Regions from separate parts of the Homo sapiens genome. Here regions 2, 3, 4, 5 and 6 are each linked to region 1. A link is a contact called in ENCODE Hi-C or POLR2A ChIA-PET data. All regions are on one chromosome and are shown on one strand. The core of a region is the stretch at or near the end of the contact, and the rest is flanking DNA. Distances in the headings are between cores, read along the strand shown. Region 1 holds the start of EIF4B (eukaryotic translation initiation factor 4B). Region 2 holds the start of SLC11A2 (solute carrier family 11 member 2). Region 3 holds the start of DAZAP2 (DAZ associated protein 2). Region 4 holds the start of POU6F1 (POU class 6 homeobox 1). Region 5 holds the start of NCKAP1L (NCK associated protein 1 like). Region 6 holds the start of GALNT6 (polypeptide N-acetylgalactosaminyltransferase 6).

Region 1 (2,859 bases), core at 102-2,601:
AGTGTCTGTGCCTGGCACACGGTGGGAAACAAAAATTTTCATTTAATGAATGAAATGGAACATCAGCTAGGGGAAGCATGAATAGCCCTAGTCTCAGAAATCCTAAAGGCCTAAGTTGGACTAAACCTAGTCAGCAAATTGGACCATTAAATGAGGTAAAAGCCCATGACAATTAAGTGTTCAGCATTTGTTACCTTCTTATTCCGTCTAAATATGCCTCATTAAAACCATTCTTACACAAGACGTTCGATTTGTTTTGCCTTTACAAAAAGTAATTTGAAAACAAACAGTGGTTGATGCCTGTAATCCCGGCACTGTGGGAGGCCTCGGAGGGAGGAATGCTTGAGTCCAGGAGTTCGAGACCAGCCCAGGCGACACAGGGAGACACACCGCCCCCCCCAAGCCCGCCACTCTGTCTCCACACAAAGACTTTTTTTTAATTAGCTGGTCCTGGAGGCACTCGCCTGTGGTCCCAGCTACTCAGGAGGCTGAGGTGGAAGAACTGCTTGAGCCCCGGAGGTTGAGGCTGCAGTGAGCCGAGATCGCGCCACTGCACTCCAGCTTGGGAGACAGGGCGAGACCCCGTCTCAAAAAATAAAAATAAATAAAAATAAAATCAGTGATTTCTGATGTGGCTTTTAAAAACTAGGCCGGGCGCGGTGGCTCACGCCTATAATCCAGCACTTTGGGAGGCCGAGGCGGGTGGATAGCCTGAGACCAGGAGTTCAAGACCAGCATGGCCAATATGGTGAAATATCCCGTTTCTACTAAAAATACAAAAAACTAGCAGCGAATGGTGGTGGGCGCCTGTAATCCCAGCTACTCCAGAGGCTGAGGCAGGTGAATCGCCTGAACCCGAGAGGCGGGGGTTGCAATGAGCCGAGGTCGCGCACGCCATTGCACTCCAGCCCGGACAACAGGAGCGAAACTCCGTCTCAAAAAAGTACATTAAACTCAGAATCTTCCCTTTCAGCACATCCATTTCGCCACACCCATCACCGGCTCCGTGCAGAGTAAGCAGAAGCAGCAGCGAAGCCCCGCCCTTCCCGCCACTCTTCCGGCAGGAAGTCTGTGCGTCAGGAGGCCGGCCAGGACTCAGCTCCAGCCCCGCGCTCGCGTGTAGCCCTACGTAAAGCGTGAGGGGTTTCGCGACAACCCAGGCCCCGCCCCTTTGGCCACATGTCGCGCATGTCTTCCCGTCGGACGGCGTGCCACCTCGCCGCGCAGCTTTACGAACCTAGAGCAGCGCCGCCCCGCCTCCTGTCTCCGTCCTCACCTCCCCGCCCCCTCCCAGCTTCGCGTCTCCTAGCTCGACGCGCCCGCTATAATCACGTGATTGCCTCATCCGGGTCTTTTGCGTTCTCTTTCCCTCTCCCAACATGGCGGCCTCAGGTGAGCGAGCAGCCGAGCGCGGCCAAGGACTGGGCTCTGAAACCCCCCTCCGAGCGTGATCCACTGATTTCCTGAAGTCGGGGAATTGCTGGCACTGGTTCCTTTCTGAATTGAGGGCTGCGGCAGGCTGGCGGCGTGGCCCTGTTAGGTTACTGCCTCTGGATGTTTGGGGGGGAGGGGAAGGACACCTTCCCCTCCCCCTCACACTCTTTTCACCCTTTCTGCGCGAGATTGGAATAGGCAGTAATGGTAGACTCTGGCTTGAATTGGGGAAGGAGGCGCAGAAAGGTGTGCGGGTGGTGCGAGGCCTTTTCGTAGACGTGAATCACCGTGCCCGCGTGAAGGCGTGGAGGAAGGAAGGAGGCGGTTGCTGCGCGGACGAGTGCACATTAGACTACGTCTCCAAGGCGCGAGGCTGTAGCGGACCGGAGTGGGGGGTAGGGGAGTAAGTGTGGTGGGGGGGAGCAGTTGGAACGCGAGCGCGAGTTGGTGGAGGGGCGGGGGAAGGCAGCGGTGCGCGTGCGCGGTAGGAGACACGAGGGTAGTAGAGACGGGCGCGCCTTCAATGCGTGCGCTAGAACCCAGATGGGAAGCTTTTTAACGCGCCTGTGTTGCGCACTTATGTCCTTTTAGGTTGTCTCTTCCCTTTCTAGAGTGTGGGCCCTGTGCCTGTATTCTTCTAAGGGTGTGTGTGTTAGCCTTGGAGGTTGGTGCTATTGGCGTTAGATGGGGGTGGGGAATCCAGTTAGGTGCGCCCACGTGTTGGAGAAGCACCGGTGTGCACCTAGATTTCCTTCTAGGCTTTTTTCTCATACTCAATTGGAGGCATTTTTTACTCAGCGCAGCTATATGCCAGGATCAGGTTTCGCTTCCGGCGCTTCCATGTTGGTTGAATTTGGATAGCTCCAATGGTAGATTTCAGCCTTTTTTTTTTTTTTTTTTTTTTTTTTTTAAGGTAACTGTGCAACTACCAGCAGGTACTTTTAAAATAGTGCTTACTAATGGCTGGAGTTGCTTACTTCTTTAGACAACCTTGGAGGGGAGTATCAGTGCCTTGCAAGTCTAATTACATTTCTAATGGGCTTATAAAAGCAGTGATGACCCAACATCTTGTAGCATTGATTTTAGTTTGAGGAATATAGTTTGTTTTCTCTGGCATGACCTTGCATTCTTCAAAACATTATTTGAACTTCTATCTCTGGGTGCTCATTTCTTACCTAGTAATTCATCGTCTCTATTACAAAGAAGCTAAGGGTTTTGGTTGGCTTTGGAAAATGTTGAGAAATTTGAGGTGCATTTGAACATCTTTCATTGGTGTAACGCTTGACAGTTGACCAAGCACTTTTGTGCATGTTGTCTCCTTCCATCCTGAGGTACTGCAGAGAGCTAGTGGTATTTCTCAGCTAAGGAATATTATTTAAGGCCACACTGCTCTCAGCTGGCAGAGCAAGGTCATAATCTTTGAGA
Region 2 (2,742 bases), core at 52-2,551, 2.0 Mb before region 1:
TAATAAAACAAACACGCAGCAGAAATCCTCTAGTCACATATAACTACACTATACCCTCAGATCAAAGTTAATGATGTCAATGGAAAGTATAGGCCGGCGGGTTCACTGGTGATAAGTCATGAGACTCTGAGCAAAGAATAAGTAATAAGGTTAGAATTCTTTAGAAGTGTTAAGGGGAAAGAAGGTAACAACAACAAAAACTCCTCCACATCAAGAGTTCTAAGTACTTTGTTGTTTATTAACTAATTTCATACCAACAACCCTGTAAGACTGATATTATCAATCCCCATTTTAAGTACGTGGAACAAAAGAAGAAAGAGGCAAACAACATGCTCAAAGATTTACAAAGCCAAGAAATCATGCGAACTGGTGGGGCTTCGGGTTCCAGAAGTCAGTGTAAACATAGCTTCTCCATTTTTCACCAACAGTCACTAAAATTGAGGCCAGCAAGTTTTTAGAAGCCTATCTCCCCTTGCAAACTCTCCTTCCATATAATTTTTGCTTTTGCAAGAGATGTCACATTTAAGCGGTAGCTTTAAAAGTGGGGACACATGAAACGCACAGCTGGGAGAGCCATCCAGCCCACTTACATATGTGCAATATCCCCCTGTAGAAAAACCCTGCTCATTGGAGCCTGGAATCCAGAGGGTCCCTGAGAGCTACACAAACAGCCTTAAAACCAATCTACCCACAATTACTGAGCCGCGTATGCAGGCTATTCACACAGAAGGCGCTCCCTGAAGTCGGTTAGGTTATAATGAGTCTTTTGTTGAAGCGGGGCGGCGGGAGGCCCCGGAGAGCAGCCCGGCCCCCTGCGGCGCCGACGAAGAGGCCACGAAAGACCTTGCCCTGTGCCCGTCGGCCTCTTTCGAGGCGTCGAAGCAGGTCAGCGCACCCCGACACAGGCCGGGCGCGCCATCCGGTGCAGCTGGGAGCTGGGCCATGTGTCCTAGGCCGCGGCGGGGAAGGGGCGAGACCCCCGCGACCTCCGGCGTTCCCTCCCTGCCCCCATCTTTGGGTCTTTCTCTGAATGGCGCGACTCCATCAGTCCTGGACTCTGGGCCTGAGGCCCTCCCTGGCCACACCTCCCCTCACAGCCCCGCACGGCGAGCCGGTGTCGCATCCTAGCCCCGGAGCCTGACCCCCGACACAGGCCCTCGAGCCGCCCCGCGCCCCTCCCTGCCAGCGAGCGGAATGCCGTGACCCCTGACCTTGCCTTCCCCTCACCTTACCAGCTCCGCAACCACCTGACACGCCGCCCCCGCGCCCAGGGCTCCATATTCCGGGAGCCAGCGCCACGCTGGCTAACGCCCTCCCCTCCCCGCGATTGGTCGACAGGACGGCAGCCGCACATCCCTATTGGCTGGAGTCCCTGCAGCGGCCGGGATGCGTGGCCCGCAGACCAGGGACCTAGGCTCCGCCCACGCGGAGTCTGGATGCGGCGGCCCCTGGGGCACGCGGCGGCCCCTGGGGCACCCGGCGGGAGCTGCATGCTGCCTAGTTGCTGCTTGCGTTGGCCAGACCCACACAGCCCCTGGACTGGGGAGCTCCAGTCCGCTAGCAGTCTGGGGACAGATAAGATTCCTGCCCTAGTTCGCCGTGGCGCCACGTTAGGTACTGACAATCAAGCTACGAGGTATAGCTCTATCCTGTAAAGGGTAGCCAGGCCAGGCGCGGAGGCTCACACTTGTAATGCCCAGCACTTTGGGAGACCGAGGCGGGAGGATCACTTGAGTCCAGGAGTTCGATACCAGCCTGGGCAACATAGTGAGACCCGGTCTCTACAAAAAATTTTAAAATTAGCCAAGCAAAGGCCGGGCGCGGTGGCTCACGCCTGTACTCCCAGCACTTTGGAGGGCCCAGGCGGGCGAATCACCTGAGATCGGGAGTTTGAGACCAGCCTGACCAACATGGAGAAACCCCGTCTTTACTAAAAATACAAAATTAGCCGGGCGTGGTGGCGCATGCCTGTAATCCCAGCTACTCGGGAGGCTGAGGCAAGAGAATCGCTTGAACCCGGGAGGCGGAGGTGCAGTGAGCCGAGATCGCGCCATTGCACTCCAGCCTTGGAAACAAGAGCGAAAACTCCGTCTAAAAAAAAAAAAAAATTAGCCAGGCATCACGGCGCCCGCCTGTGGTCCCAGCTACTCGGGGGCTGAGGTGGGAGAATCACTTGGGCCTGGGAGGTGGAGGCTGCGGTGAGACAAGATCGTGCCACTGCACTCCAGCCTGGGTGGCAGAGCAAAACCCTGTCTCAAAAAAAAAGGATAGCCACCTGGAAGGAACATTTCCTCGCGCCCCCAGAGCCACATCATAGTATCTGCTGCCCCACCAAGAGCACCCCACACCTGGGAGGAACCGAGAAACATCAGCTAGTGCAGCCAGTTTGACCGCCTTAGGTGTCCTCCCAAGCCTCCGTAGTGAATTGTTTTCCTCCTCGCCCAGCTGACTCGATTCTCCCCAGACTTCATCCTACCTACCCAAAAGCAATCCCACTCTATCGCCAGTTTCAGCCTCACACCGTATCTTTTGCTCTGAAGATGAGACTGCCAAACTGGTGAAGAGGGAATAAATGGCCTAACAAATTACCGTAATTTTCTGCAATGTCGTTTACAGCCACCAAAAACATTAGATCCTCCCGCCACCCTCACTCCCCGACCCCTCGCACTGCTTACAGCATTAAAGGTAATTGAGCTTCTTTATTCACGTAAAAACAGCTAGGAGAAAATTTCATTAGTAAGA
Region 3 (2,915 bases), core at 374-2,873, 1.8 Mb before region 1:
ACCCTTTAATCATTGGACAATGGAGGTGGCAAGATCGCTTGAGGCTGGAAATTCAAGACCAGCCTGGCCAACACAGGGAGACCCCATCTCTGTATTAAAAAATGAATAGCACGTGCCTGTAATCCCAGCTAGTCGGGAGGCTGAGGCAGGAGAATCGCTTAGAACCCTGGAGGCGGAGGTTGCAGTGAGCTGAGATTGCGCCACTGCACTCCAGCCTGGCGACAGACCAAGCCTCTGTCTCAAAAATAAATAAATAAATAAATAAATAAATAAATAAATAAATAAATAAATAAAAATAAGGCTCGGCGCAGTGGCTTATGCCTGTAATCCCAGAACCTTGGGAGGCCGAGGCAGGTGGATCACCTGAGGTCAGGAGTTCGAGACCAGCCTGGCCAACATGGTGAAACCCCGTCTCTACTAAAAAATACAAAATTTGCCGGTCGTGGTGGCGGGCACCTGTAATCCCAGCTATTCGGGAGGCTGAGGCAGGAGAATTGCTTGAACCCAGGAGGCGGAGGTTGCAGTGAACCGAGATCATGCCACTGCACTCCAGCCTGGGCGACAGAGCAAGACTCCATCTCAAAAAAAAAAAAAAAAAAAAAAAGAAAAGAAAAAATTAAAACTTTTTTTAGAAAGAAAGAAAACCAGCCTGGCCAACATAGTGAAACCCCGTCTCTACTAAAAATACAAAAATTAGCCAGGAATGGTGGCGCACGCCTGTAGGCCCAGCTACTCAGGAAGCTGAGGCAGGAGAATTGCCTGAACCCGGGAGGTGGAGGCTGTGGTGAGATCGCCCCACTGCACTCTAGCCTGGGCAAGCGAGCAAGACTCCGTCTCAAAAAAAAAAGAAAAAGAAAAGAAAACACTTAATCGCTGCCCTAAAGGATGCCATCTTTGCCCTTAAGGATAATTAGGTTAGAAAGAGAAGCCATACATAGAGAAAAATAGAGGTACCATACAGGTCACCTGCAACAGGTGCTAAAAAAAGGAAAGGGCCACAAACACTCCATGGGTAGTGCAGTTATGTCAGTTTCAGTGCCAGGTGTTGCGTACAGCACGGAAAACATAACCCCTTCCTGTACGTGAGAAAGGCAACGACTGTCCTGGGGAAGACAGGGCAGCGAAGATTCCAGTGCAGGTCTCATTCAGGAAAGGATACATGTGAGCTGGAGTGGCAAAATAAATTTTAACAGAGCTGAAGCTTAAGTTGGGCTTGGTGGGGAGGGACGCATGATAAACTAAGGTGTGGGGAGCCGATTTCAGGCAGTGCGACAAATTTGCAGAAATCTAAGCCCCTCGTGGAAGGTTGCCAAGGTGAGGTGACCTTGAGTGAATGCGTGTAGGTGGAAAAAGGTTCCGGGGAATGCTTGCATCGTTCTGCATCCGAGCGTCCAACAGAGAAAAGATCCTGTTTCCAGACAATACCTGCATTTGGTTTTTCTCCAGCTGAGGGACACCGGTAGGGGGGGGGAGGACAGAAACGAGCAGGGGGTGGGGCCAAGGCGAGTGGGCGGGACCGCGCGGACCCTCCCGCGGCCGACTGGAGGCCCGGAGCAGGGGCGGAGTTTCCGGCGGCAGCGCCACTCGGGCGTCGGGTGACGCTAGGCGGACGGACCATCATGTGACACGGAAGTAGCTCCGAACAGGAAGAGGACGAAAAAAATAACCGTCCGCGACGCCGAGACAAACCGGACCCGCAACCACCATGAACAGCAAAGGCAAGGACCGAGGGTGGCAGAGGCCGTCGGGGGGAGTACTGCTGGCCCAGAGCGAGCGGATTCGGAGCCCAGGGTCACCAAACGCCAGGTTTGGGGTGGGCTGCGCCATGCTCCTTGGCCGGCTGCAGTCCAGGGCGCTGCGCCTGACGCCTTCGTCATACCCAAATTACGGCAGCTTGCTGCCTCCAGGCCCTTTCCTCCGTAAACTCTGTGGCGCAGTTTGGAGCTGCGGGCTCGGGTGGTGGGGGGGCTTGACATGATGGGCATCCGCAGGAGCAAATAGAGCGCTAGCGCAGGCATTCGCGTAGGCCAATGGAGAGCCGGCGGAGGCGGGGCGCCGCGCTCCGGAACCCCCAGCGGGGCCGAACTTAACTACTGAATTGCTGGAGTTGGTTCGTGGGCCGGGGCCTGTGAGGTCTCTTTTCCTTCCCTTCGCACCCCCTCGCCCTTCGCTGACGGGATCAGAACTTCTCCCCTTTTCTGTGGTTGTACCAGTGTGTCTGTCGGAACATGATTCCCATAACGCAGGAATAGGTTGAGGGGGTAAAAAAGGAATAGAAAAAAAAAAAAAAAAAAGGCCGAGCGAGGTTGCTCACGCCTGTAATCCCAGCAGTTTGGGAGGTCGAGGCGGGCGGATCACCTGAGGTCAAGAGTTCGAGACCAGCCTGGCCAACGTGGTGAAACCCCGTCTCTATTAAAAAATACAAAAATCAGCTGGGCGTGGTGGCGGGCGCCTGTAATCCCAGCTACTCGGGAGGCTGGGGTAGGAGAATTGCTTGAACCCAGGAGACGGAGGTTGCAGTGAGCCGAGATCGCGCCACTGCACTCCAGCCTGGGCAAAAGAGCGAGACTCCGTCTCAGAACAAACAAAAAACCAAACCTGATCCCCCGCTTTTCCAGTGAGGATATTCCTCCTCACCCCTCAGCCCTGCACCCTTTTCCCAGTCTCACGGTTCACTTCCATCATTCACACCCTTTGTTTGGAAGTCGACCTTGAATAGTAATCTGTAAGGAAAATCAGAACTGCTGTTACCCACGAAGTCTGGGCTGGTTGTAGACAGGCTGTGGAGACTACCTAGAGCAGAGGCACCCTTGATAAGCCAGAACAGCAGCAGGCCAGAACCCCAGACCTGTCCTGCATTCCGGAGGGAACTTGGGCCCAGGTAGACTTAACCCCTTACTTCGGTATGTTAGTAG
Region 4 (2,734 bases), core at 52-2,551, 1.8 Mb before region 1:
GAGGTTAAAAATCTCTGCAAAGAGCCTCTTTTCTTTGGCCCAGGAATGCTTCCCGAACTCTTCTGATTTCCCCCTGCCCAGCCGCAGAGGCTATTCTGTGAAGGTTTTAGGCTTCCAGTCGGGCTGAGTGGGGTATTCTGCCGCGAAAGTGGAGGTTAGAGGGTATGCTGGGAGCTCCCTTGGCCTTGCCAGGTGAGCCTGCCCAGGGAGCCTGCATCGGGCCCATTATTATGACTATTTATTAATAATAATATCGATATTAAATATTTATGAAGTGCTCATGCTCTGCTAGAAGGTGGCCCTCCCATCACTGACCCACCCTTCCAGCAACGCCTGGGTCCCTACCCCCGGGTCCCACCGGTCGTCCCGGAGTTTGTTCATTCGGGAGAACCGTGACAGGTCACCCTGGCCGCCCCAGCTGGCCCTAACCGCCGGGAACCCAGGCGTCCGTGTTCTCCAGAGAGGCAAGGATCCGCTTCTGGTCGCCACTGGTTCTGTGTACAGAGCGTCCCCTGTGGTCCGCACCCCACAAGGGCTCCAGGGGCAGAAACGGGGAGGGGCCAGGTCGGGGTTCCCCACCGGGTCCACCTGGCGGCCGCCCCCTCCGCTCCAGGTCCAGAGCGGCCCGCGGGCGGGCGAGGGCGCGGCCCCCGGGTGTCTAGCCCCAGCTGGGCAACCGCGCGCTGTCCCGCTCCCGCAGCTCCCCGCCGCCCCGGCCCAGCATCCCGCCGCCCCGGCCCCGCGGCTTTTTTTCTCTTTATCATAAATATATAAATTATGCTAATTACGGGCATTGCATATTAACCAAACCCGAAACCTCCCCTGCCCGGCCCCCTCCCCCTCCGTGCAAACCCCTCCCCGCCCCGGACCCCGCTACTTACCGGAGCCCGAGCCCGAGCCGCCTTCGCCGCGGGTGTCTGGCGGCCACCGATTAGAGATTCATCTCACAGCCCGGGCCAGGGGGCCGGGGCCGGGGCCGGGGCCACGGCGGCCGCCGCCCGCAGACAAAGAAGCCAGTGCGGCTTGGCTGGGCTCGGCTCGGCCCGGGAGCTGGTCGGGACCCGCCGCCGCCCCCAGGCCCCCAGCCTGGGCTGGGCAGAGCCGAAGGGGGCTCCGCAGGCTAAGCCGGGCGGAGAGGGGACGGCCGGGAAGCGGGAAGGGGAAGCCGGGTGGGGGGGCGGTCAGGTATATATTTTTCTTCGTTCCCCCTTCCACGACCCCCCCCTTTTCCCTCCCCCCCTTTTTTCCCTCCTTCTGCTACTTGGATTTTTTTAGCTGCTGCGTCATGAGCATAATTTATGCAAAGAGCTTTGCCGCATGCTGCACCGCCCGCGCCAGCCGCCGGGGGCGGCGGGCTGGGAGGGCGGTCAGGGAAGGGAGGGGAGCACGGGAGCCAGGAGCGAGGGGTGGGGGTGGGGAGGGGACCCTCTGGCCCTGGCCGAGCGGGAGGTCCCGGAGGCTCTCTCCCGGGACAGGGATGGACGGTCAGTGGGTCTGGTTACTCAGCCCCTCCGAGGTGCCGCGGAGGTGGTTTCATTTCGGAAGGTGCCAGAGTAGGAGCTGGAGTCCGGACCCTCCATGCCACATGGCCTTCAGCTGAGGGTTGGGGCGGTGACTCCCGGCCACCGCCTTTCCTCTAGGTAGTCAACTGTCCTCAATGTTGAAAGTCAAGTTTATGTCTATCCCTCCCTCCCTAGAAAGGCGGGGGAACTCAGACATCGCTCAGCCAACGTGGAGAACCTCTGAACAGCTGTGCCCCAGCGCCAAAGCAGCGAAGGGTCCCAGGTCTCTCACCCGGTGGCGGCCGTGGGCTGTGTTGTCTAAAAGCAGATTTCCGGCCTTCTTGTCCAAGTAGACAAGGAAATGTGAACAGAAAGACAAAGTTCAGTGGAATGGTGAAAAACCTCTAGCAGCTTCTTAAGGTAGAGAGGGGACCAGAAAAGGGGTGGATGTGGGTGGCTGAGGGAAAGCAGATTGGAGAAGTGGTGGACAACTGAAAGAGGAAAAAGTTGGAAGACCAAAGTGGAAGCGTGGGAATGGAGAGAAGAACTGGGAAGGAAGGAGGCTCTGTAAATCCAGTGAATGTGGATCCCAATACTGAGGCCACCTGCTGTCATCCTAGGCTGTTCCCCCTCCCACCCTCTCCCGATATTTGGTGGTCTGAGGATAGCTAGAGGTAGATGGGTTAGAGGCAGTGTGAGAATGCAGTTGGAGGCCTCAGTCCTCCCCGGGACTGCTCCGTAAGGCCTCGTGGTGGAAGGGCATTGAATGGCCCGGCCTCGTCGTTAACCTGGCCAGTGGACTAGGCTGTTATCAGCTTGCTGTTTCCATCTGGAAGTGAGCAGGTACTGCTGGCGGCGGATTTATGAGTAACCAATGTATTAGGAGTCAGAATACTTAGGTTTTAGTCCCAACTCTTCCACTAGCCGTCCAGGCAAGTAATTTAACTTCTTCATTACTTATAAAACAAGGATAATATTTATAATGACATTTATAATGACTACTTCATAGGGTTAAGTTTGTGAGCCTGTATGTGAAAAAACTGAAAGCTGCAAGCTCTATACAACTGTAAGGTGTCATTCCTTGTACAATAGTTTGAACTCGTTTTAATGGCCCTGTGAAACTCTACTGCGTGGCTTGATATTACAGTTCTTGGGGTTTTTGTTTGGCCGGTAGTCCCTGTAGTTTCTCTCCCTGGACTGTGAATTCTTTGAGAGCACTGGTTGTGACTTAC
Region 5 (2,700 bases), core at 89-2,588, 1.5 Mb after region 1:
ATAAATACCATGGTACTAGAGCACTGGTTCTCAAACTTGAGTGTGCATTGGAATCACCTGGAGGGTTTGTTAAAACACAGAGTGCCTGGACCCACCCCAGAATTTTGGATTCAGTGGTCTGGGGCGGGTCCTAAGAATTTGCATCTCTAACAAGTTTCCAGGTGATGCTGATGCTGCTGGATCACATTTTGAGAATTACTATGTACTTCTTGAGAACTACTTTGAGAATTATTATGTACTGTAGAAGTACAATGCACTGTAGTAGAGCATTGTGAGAAATATAAAAAAGTATTAGAGGCCGGGTGTGGTGGCTCATGCCTGTAATTCCAGTACTTTGGGAGGCTGTGGCGGGTAAATCACCTGAGGTCAGGAGTTCGAGAGCAGCCTGGCCAACACGGTGAAACCCCATGTCTACTAAAAATACAAAAATTAGCAAGGCGTGGTGGTGGGCACCTGTAACCACAGCTACTCCAGAGGCTGAGGCTGGAGAATTGCTTGAGCCCAGGAGGTGGAGGTTGTAGTGAGCAGAGATCATGCCATTGCACTCCAGCCTGGGCAACAAGAGTGGAACTCTGTTTCAAAAAAAAAAAAAAAAAGAAAAAAAAGTATTAGGTACAATTCCTGTCATTAAGGAGCTTATGCTGTAGTTGGGGGAGATACAACGTACACTATAAACATATAACAAGGAATATATGTATTTGACAATATAAAATATAATACAATATAATATTTGACATTGATGGGGTCTTTAGGAGAAGATGGGATTTGATCTGGGTACTAAAACATGATGAGGCCAAAGGTTCATAGGCATTCTTGGATATAAAAGAAGGAAAATATAGAGGTGTACAGGGGTGGGGTGGTAGATACTTGTTTATCTAGCTTACAGCTTTTAATTTTTATTTTTTATAGAGATGGGGTCTTGCTATGTTGCCCAGGCTGGTCTGGAACTCCTGAGCTCAATGGATCTTCCCACCTTTTCCTCCCAAAGTGCTGGGATTACAGGTGTGAGCCACCACGCCCAGCTTTGTCTAGGACACTTATGGGGGCATAAGACCAAAAAGGTTGGTGCAGTCTGTGAAGAGCCTTGAAAGCCTGTCCTTCTCCTCAGCTCCACCCACTTCATAGCCTTACCAAAAGTGCTGCACAGCCAGAAAGAGGAAGTCTCCCCTGCTGAGTGTGCAAGAGGAAGCACAAGAAGGCTCTGAGGGCCTGTGAGCCATAATGACTGATTTCACCCATGAGCCAATTGCAGAGGCAACAGAAGACCAGTGCACCAACCAGGCTGGGTCCCTCCGCCAGAGGGTGTCACCATCTAAGCTGAAAGTGTTTGGGGAGATCAGACATTGCTGTCTGGTGCTCCTCTCTCAGTGGCCATCATGTCTTTGACATCTGCTTACCAGCATAAATTAGCAGAGAAGCTCACTATCCTGAATGATCGCGGTCAGGGGGTTCTCATCCGTATGTATAACATCAAGAAGGTAAGCATGAACAATGGGACTAGTACTGATTATTCCAACAATAATAGGGCAGGGAACCCTGAGGCGGCAGGTGCAGCAGTTAGACTCCCACCTTTTTTTCCACTGCTTTTCCACTGACTATAATCTACATAATCACTCAGATTATACAGGCCAGCCAGTTCAGGAAGGCAGAAGTGGAGGCTTCTTTTCAAGGCTTCCCCTTTCTAGATATGATTCTTGCCCCAACGATGGCATCTGCTTTCCTCTGGGGATGGGGGTGAGGGTGGGGATGGGGAAACAACAGTGGTATTCCAAGTGACTTGGATAAAGGTCTGGGGTCCAACCTTCTGGGTTTTATTATTTATTGTTGATCCTCTACACTCTGAAGAGATCTGAAGCTGGGTCTCTGGCAAAAACTTTTCTGTGGAAGTGCTTCCCTAAAAGGAAAAAAAATAGATAATTAGGTATTTAGATTAAAAAGGGTAGGTGTCTTCTGAGCTGCTCCTGGGGTAGTTCATGCTGTGGTGGTTGTGTGTGTGTGTGTGTGTGTGTGTGTGTGTGTGTTTAGAATAGGAACTGAGGAATTGAAAGAAGCTAGTGACAAGAGGTGGGCTAGGGGCTGGGCAAACCATAGGAAGTAAAGAGATAAAGACAGGGGTGTTTATGGGGAGTTCCTGGCATAGAAAATAGGGGACTTTGGGGGAGGGAGCTTTTGTGTTTTTTGTAATAAAACAAATCACCAGGAACACGGTTTCTCTGTCACCATGAATCCTGTAAATGCCCTTTGGGATAAGATACTTACATAGTGAACAAAATTGTGACACTGAATCTTGTACAAAGTCTAACTCCTGAGCAGCTGCTTTTCTTGTTCCTTCCGGCTTCAGTTGAGGGGCGGGGAAACAGCTTCCTCTTTGTGCTGGGGCCAAGCAGGCATTAAACTCTACCCATCAAGACAAAATGCCTAGGTTGTTATTTCGCTCTTAGATACTTGGCTTAATGTCTTGGAATTTTTTCTTGACCTACTCTTATGCTTTTTATTTTTATATTTATTTATTTATTTATTTATTTATTTATTTTCGGAGTCTCGCTCTGTCGCCCAGGCTGGAGTGCAGTGGCACGATCTTGGCTCACTGCAACCTCCGCCTCCCGGGTTCAAGCGATTCTCCTGCCTCAGCCTCCCAAGTACCTGGGACTACAGTTGTGCACCACCATGCCCAGCTAATTTTTGTATTTTTAGTAGAGA
Region 6 (2,974 bases), core at 13-2,512, 1.6 Mb before region 1:
CTTTCTTTCTTTCTTTTTTTTTTTTTTTTTTTTTTTGAGACAGAGTTTTGCTCTTATTGCCCAGGCTGGAATGCAATGGTGCGATCTCAGCTCACTGCAACCTCTGCTTCCCAGGTTCAAACAATTCTCCTGCCTCAGCCTCCCAAGTAGCTGGAATTACAGGCGCCTGCCACCATGCCCGGCTAACTTTTTGTATTTTTTGTGGAGATGGGGTTTTGCCATGTTGGCCAGGCTGGTCTCGAACTCCTGATCTCAGGTGATGCACCAGCCTCAGCCTCCCAAAGTGCTGGGATTACAGGCATGAGCCACCACATGTGGCCGGAACCAAAGCATATTTCAAACCCCTCACCTGACCTGGTTTTCATCATCACATGAATTTCCCTGTCTCATCCTTCTTAACCTTTCCTTTGATGGGAAGGGAGACAGCTCATCTGTCTGGAGCGGAGAATAGGGCCTGTGTGGTGCACACACATCTCTGGTAGAAGGCGCAAAAGTCCTCGAGGCTCTTTGGTGTGTCCAGAACTATGAACCTCACCCAGTGCCTGTAAATTGTGTGTGTGGGCCTGGGGGCGAGCTCAGAGCACAGAGTTAACATCCTTTCTGAGAGTGCTGCAATGGGTTGTCGGCTGCTAGAAGGGGTCTGCTGTAAGCTTTGTGGGCAAACTGACCACCCTCCACCCCCATACACAGAAGAGCCCCATCCTACCCTCTGCAGACGTCTGGGTCTGCGATGATTGGCCCTGGATGCAAGTAAAAGCTGTTTCTCCTTTTTGTCAGCCTGGGAATCTGAACAACTGAGGAAATAGGGAAGTCGGTGACAGTCACAGTCATGAACACCCAGCAGATTCCATTTCCCCACAGCAGGAGGCAGATCCCTTCCCACCCCCAAAAGCCCCCAGGCTCTGGAGGGAATTCAACCAAGCAGGGCTCAGACCGACCTCCACCAGCGAGGCTTCTCCTTGCTGTCCCCTTCTGCTCAGGCGCAACGTGGCAGGGCAGGAGGAAACCTCTCTGCAAGAGTTGCCGTACCAGAGCACATGGGGTGGCCCGATCTGGGGAGACGGGGCACAGAAGGAATGCAGGGCATGGGTGGGTGAGGGGAAGAGGGTGTGGAGCCCTGGCTCTGGCTTGTCCCCCTCTCACCCCTCCAAGTTCCAGAGGTCTGGGCTCCTCATTCATCTCGTAAGCGCCAAGGTGGAGGGGGGTCCTACCGAGGGAGGAGCTACAGGCCACCGCGACCAGCAGAGAGCGAAGGCAGGAGGGACCAGCCTGGCCCAGCCCCTTCATTTTACTGTCGGGGGTAGTGAGGAGGAAGAGGAAGAGGCGAAGGCTGGCGGAGGAGGAGGTGAGAGCGAGGACTCGGCAGAAGCGAGATCCGCCGAAGGGAAGTCCGAGCAGTCGGGGAGCTCAGGGGGGCCCTCCCGGGGAGAGGGTCGCGGGCTCCTTCTGCCGCTTACCTGTCGCGCCGAGGCAAAGCCGCAGCCGCGCCGCGGGGTGGCTCCCGGGTTTCCCCACCGGACGGCCGGGAGGGTGGGACCGGGGCGGGACCTCCCCCAGCTGCACTAACGCGCCCGCCCCGCCCCTCCCTGGCCAGGTGCAGCGGGTCCCGCCGTGTCCTCAGCCTGCTGCGGGCCCGGGAACTCCCGGCGGACCGGCAGAGGGGCGCCCCGGCTTCTCTGCGTCTCAGCCCGCCCCGGGGGTGCGGTCTTTGCGGCCAGGCTTTCAGCGCGGAAAAAGATTGGAGGGTCCTAGTCACCCCAAAGAGGACAGGCATTAGCAGAGCCGCGGGCGGCGGGTGCATGGAACCGGAATGTGCTGCGCGCCAGCCTGGAGCGCTCGGAGCCCGGAGGCCTGCCCCGGAGGGGGAAACGCGGCGGGGCGGCCATGGGCCCCGGGGTCCTGCCCCAGGTTTGCTTCTCATTTGTGCTCCATCCAACAAGAGCTCGTATTCCGTGTGCCATGAACTGTGTCAAGGGCTCCAAGTGCCAGGTATCAGGTGAATCCCAGCCCCAGCAAACTTTAAACCTACTATGATTATTCCGAATGTACCGGGGAGGCAGCTGCTCACACAGCAGAGGGTGTTTCTCAAAGTGGGATCCCCCACCAGCAGCGCCAGTCAGAATCACCTGAGAACTTATTAGAAATTTTGGCCGGGCGCGGTGGTTCATGCCTGTAATCCCAGTACTTTGGGAGGCCGAGGCGGGCGGATCACAAGGTTAGGAATTCGAGACCAGCCTGGCCAACATGGTGAAACCCCGTCTCTACTAAAAATACAAGAAATTAGCTGGGCGTAGTGGCGGGCGTCTGTAATCCCAGCTACTCGGGAGGCTGAGGCCGGAGAATCGCTTGAACTCGGGAGGGGGAGGTTGCAGTGAGCCGAGATCACGCCACTGCACTCCAGCCTGGCGACAGAGCGAGATTCCGTATCAAAAAAAAAAAAAAAGAAAAAAAGAAAAGAAAAGAAAAGAAATGGGCCCCACCGCAGACCTAAATATTCCGAAACTCGGGTTGGGCCCGGCGACTTGTGTTTTAAAAGCCCTCCGGGTGATTTTGTGCATGCTCGACCTTGAGAACCCTGAACAATTAGTGGCAGGGCTGGAATGAGAATCCTGGTAAACCCGCCTCCTAAGCCGGTGTTCGGAATTACCCCGCCAGGGCCCGTGCTGCTCAGTGGTCCTCTCCGGCGCTGCCTCGTGTGCTGCAATCTTTTGGGGCCTTAGCAACAGAGAAGGAGCGCGCATGACTCCAAATAGCCAATAATTTGAAAACTTTCTATGGTAGAAACTTCTACCACTAGTTCAGTTTCTCTTTTGTTTTGATATTTAAATAAATTTGTCTTTCTTTCTTTCTGTTTTCTTCCTCTTTCTGCTGCCCCGCCTCCCTCCTTTTTTCTTTTTTCTTTCTTTCTTACTCTCTCTGTCTCTCCTTTCTCTCTCTCTCTTTCCTTCTTTCTCTTTCTTTCCTTCTTTTTCTC

The links. Hi-C counts contacts between places; a loop is a spot of excess contacts on that map. ChIA-PET counts read pairs that join two places held with the same protein, here RNA polymerase II (POLR2A). Pooled maps may share reads with other maps.
Region 2: a loop to region 1 is called in a map of CD8-positive, alpha-beta T cell, with 18 times the contacts of the local background. The contact joins the promoter of SLC11A2 here to the promoter of EIF4B in region 1. A Hi-C loop is called at or near these places in 1 of 168 maps with a recorded cell type or tissue (CD8-positive, alpha-beta T cell), 1 of 37 single-sample maps with no recorded cell type and 9 of 50 pooled maps.
Region 3: a loop to region 1 is called in a map of CD8-positive, alpha-beta T cell, with 16 times the contacts of the local background. The contact joins the promoter of DAZAP2 here to the promoter of EIF4B in region 1. A Hi-C loop is called at or near these places in 1 of 168 maps with a recorded cell type or tissue (CD8-positive, alpha-beta T cell) and 8 of 50 pooled maps. POLR2A ChIA-PET finds 5 or more read pairs at or near these places in 1 of 52 experiments (CD4-positive, alpha-beta T cell).
Region 4: a map of B cell shows a loop between it and region 1 (21-fold over the local background). The contact joins the promoter of POU6F1 here to the promoter of EIF4B in region 1. A Hi-C loop is called at or near these places in 1 of 168 maps with a recorded cell type or tissue (B cell) and 8 of 50 pooled maps. POLR2A ChIA-PET finds 5 or more read pairs at or near these places in 3 of 52 experiments (CD4-positive, alpha-beta T cell, CD8-positive, alpha-beta memory T cell and activated CD8-positive, alpha-beta memory T cell).
Region 5: a pooled map shows a loop between it and region 1 (11-fold over the local background). The contact joins the promoter of NCKAP1L here to the promoter of EIF4B in region 1. A Hi-C loop is called at or near these places in 1 of 37 single-sample maps with no recorded cell type and 6 of 50 pooled maps. POLR2A ChIA-PET finds 5 or more read pairs at or near these places in 1 of 52 experiments (activated B cell).
Region 6: a loop to region 1 is called in a pooled map, with 8 times the contacts of the local background. The contact joins the promoter of GALNT6 here to the promoter of EIF4B in region 1. A Hi-C loop is called at or near these places in 2 of 37 single-sample maps with no recorded cell type and 7 of 50 pooled maps. POLR2A ChIA-PET finds 5 or more read pairs at or near these places in 1 of 52 experiments (GM12878).

The regions. Positions count from the first base shown.
Region 1 is chr12:53,005,105-53,007,963 of GRCh38, forward strand. It overlaps EIF4B (eukaryotic translation initiation factor 4B), which reads left to right and starts at 1,352. Exons shown (of 15, transcript NM_001417.7): 1 at 1,352-1,392. The coding sequence starts at 1,380. RefSeq lists enhancers at 723-1,466, 1,467-2,210.
Region 2 is chr12:51,025,083-51,027,824 of GRCh38, forward strand. SLC11A2 (solute carrier family 11 member 2) reads right to left here and starts at 1,302. Exons shown (of 16, transcript NM_000617.3): 1 at 1,228-1,302. RefSeq lists enhancers at 262-875, 876-1,487 and silencers at 893-952, 963-1,682.
Region 3 is chr12:51,237,203-51,240,117 of GRCh38, forward strand. DAZAP2 (DAZ associated protein 2) reads left to right here and starts at 1,624. Exons shown (of 4, transcript NM_014764.4): 1 at 1,624-1,718. The coding sequence starts at 1,706. RefSeq lists enhancers at 674-1,311, 1,403-1,697, 1,621-1,870, 2,587-2,915 and a silencer at 1,421-1,530.
Region 4 is chr12:51,216,761-51,219,494 of GRCh38, forward strand. POU6F1 (POU class 6 homeobox 1) reads right to left here and starts at 1,302. Exons shown (of 11, transcript NM_001330422.2): 1 at 882-1,302. RefSeq lists silencers at 476-735, 966-1,125, 1,326-1,475 and an enhancer at 1,626-1,685.
Region 5 is chr12:54,496,414-54,499,113 of GRCh38, forward strand. NCKAP1L (NCK associated protein 1 like) reads left to right here and starts at 1,339. Exons shown (of 31, transcript NM_005337.5): 1 at 1,339-1,478. The coding sequence starts at 1,377. RefSeq lists enhancers at 1,301-1,360, 1,471-1,530.
Region 6 is chr12:51,390,144-51,393,117 of GRCh38, forward strand. It overlaps GALNT6 (polypeptide N-acetylgalactosaminyltransferase 6), which reads right to left and starts at 1,263. Exons shown (of 12, transcript NM_007210.4): 1 at 1,144-1,263; 2 at 707-794. It also overlaps a transcript of SLC4A8 not described here. RefSeq lists enhancers at 440-1,025, 1,026-1,610 and a silencer at 1,296-1,835.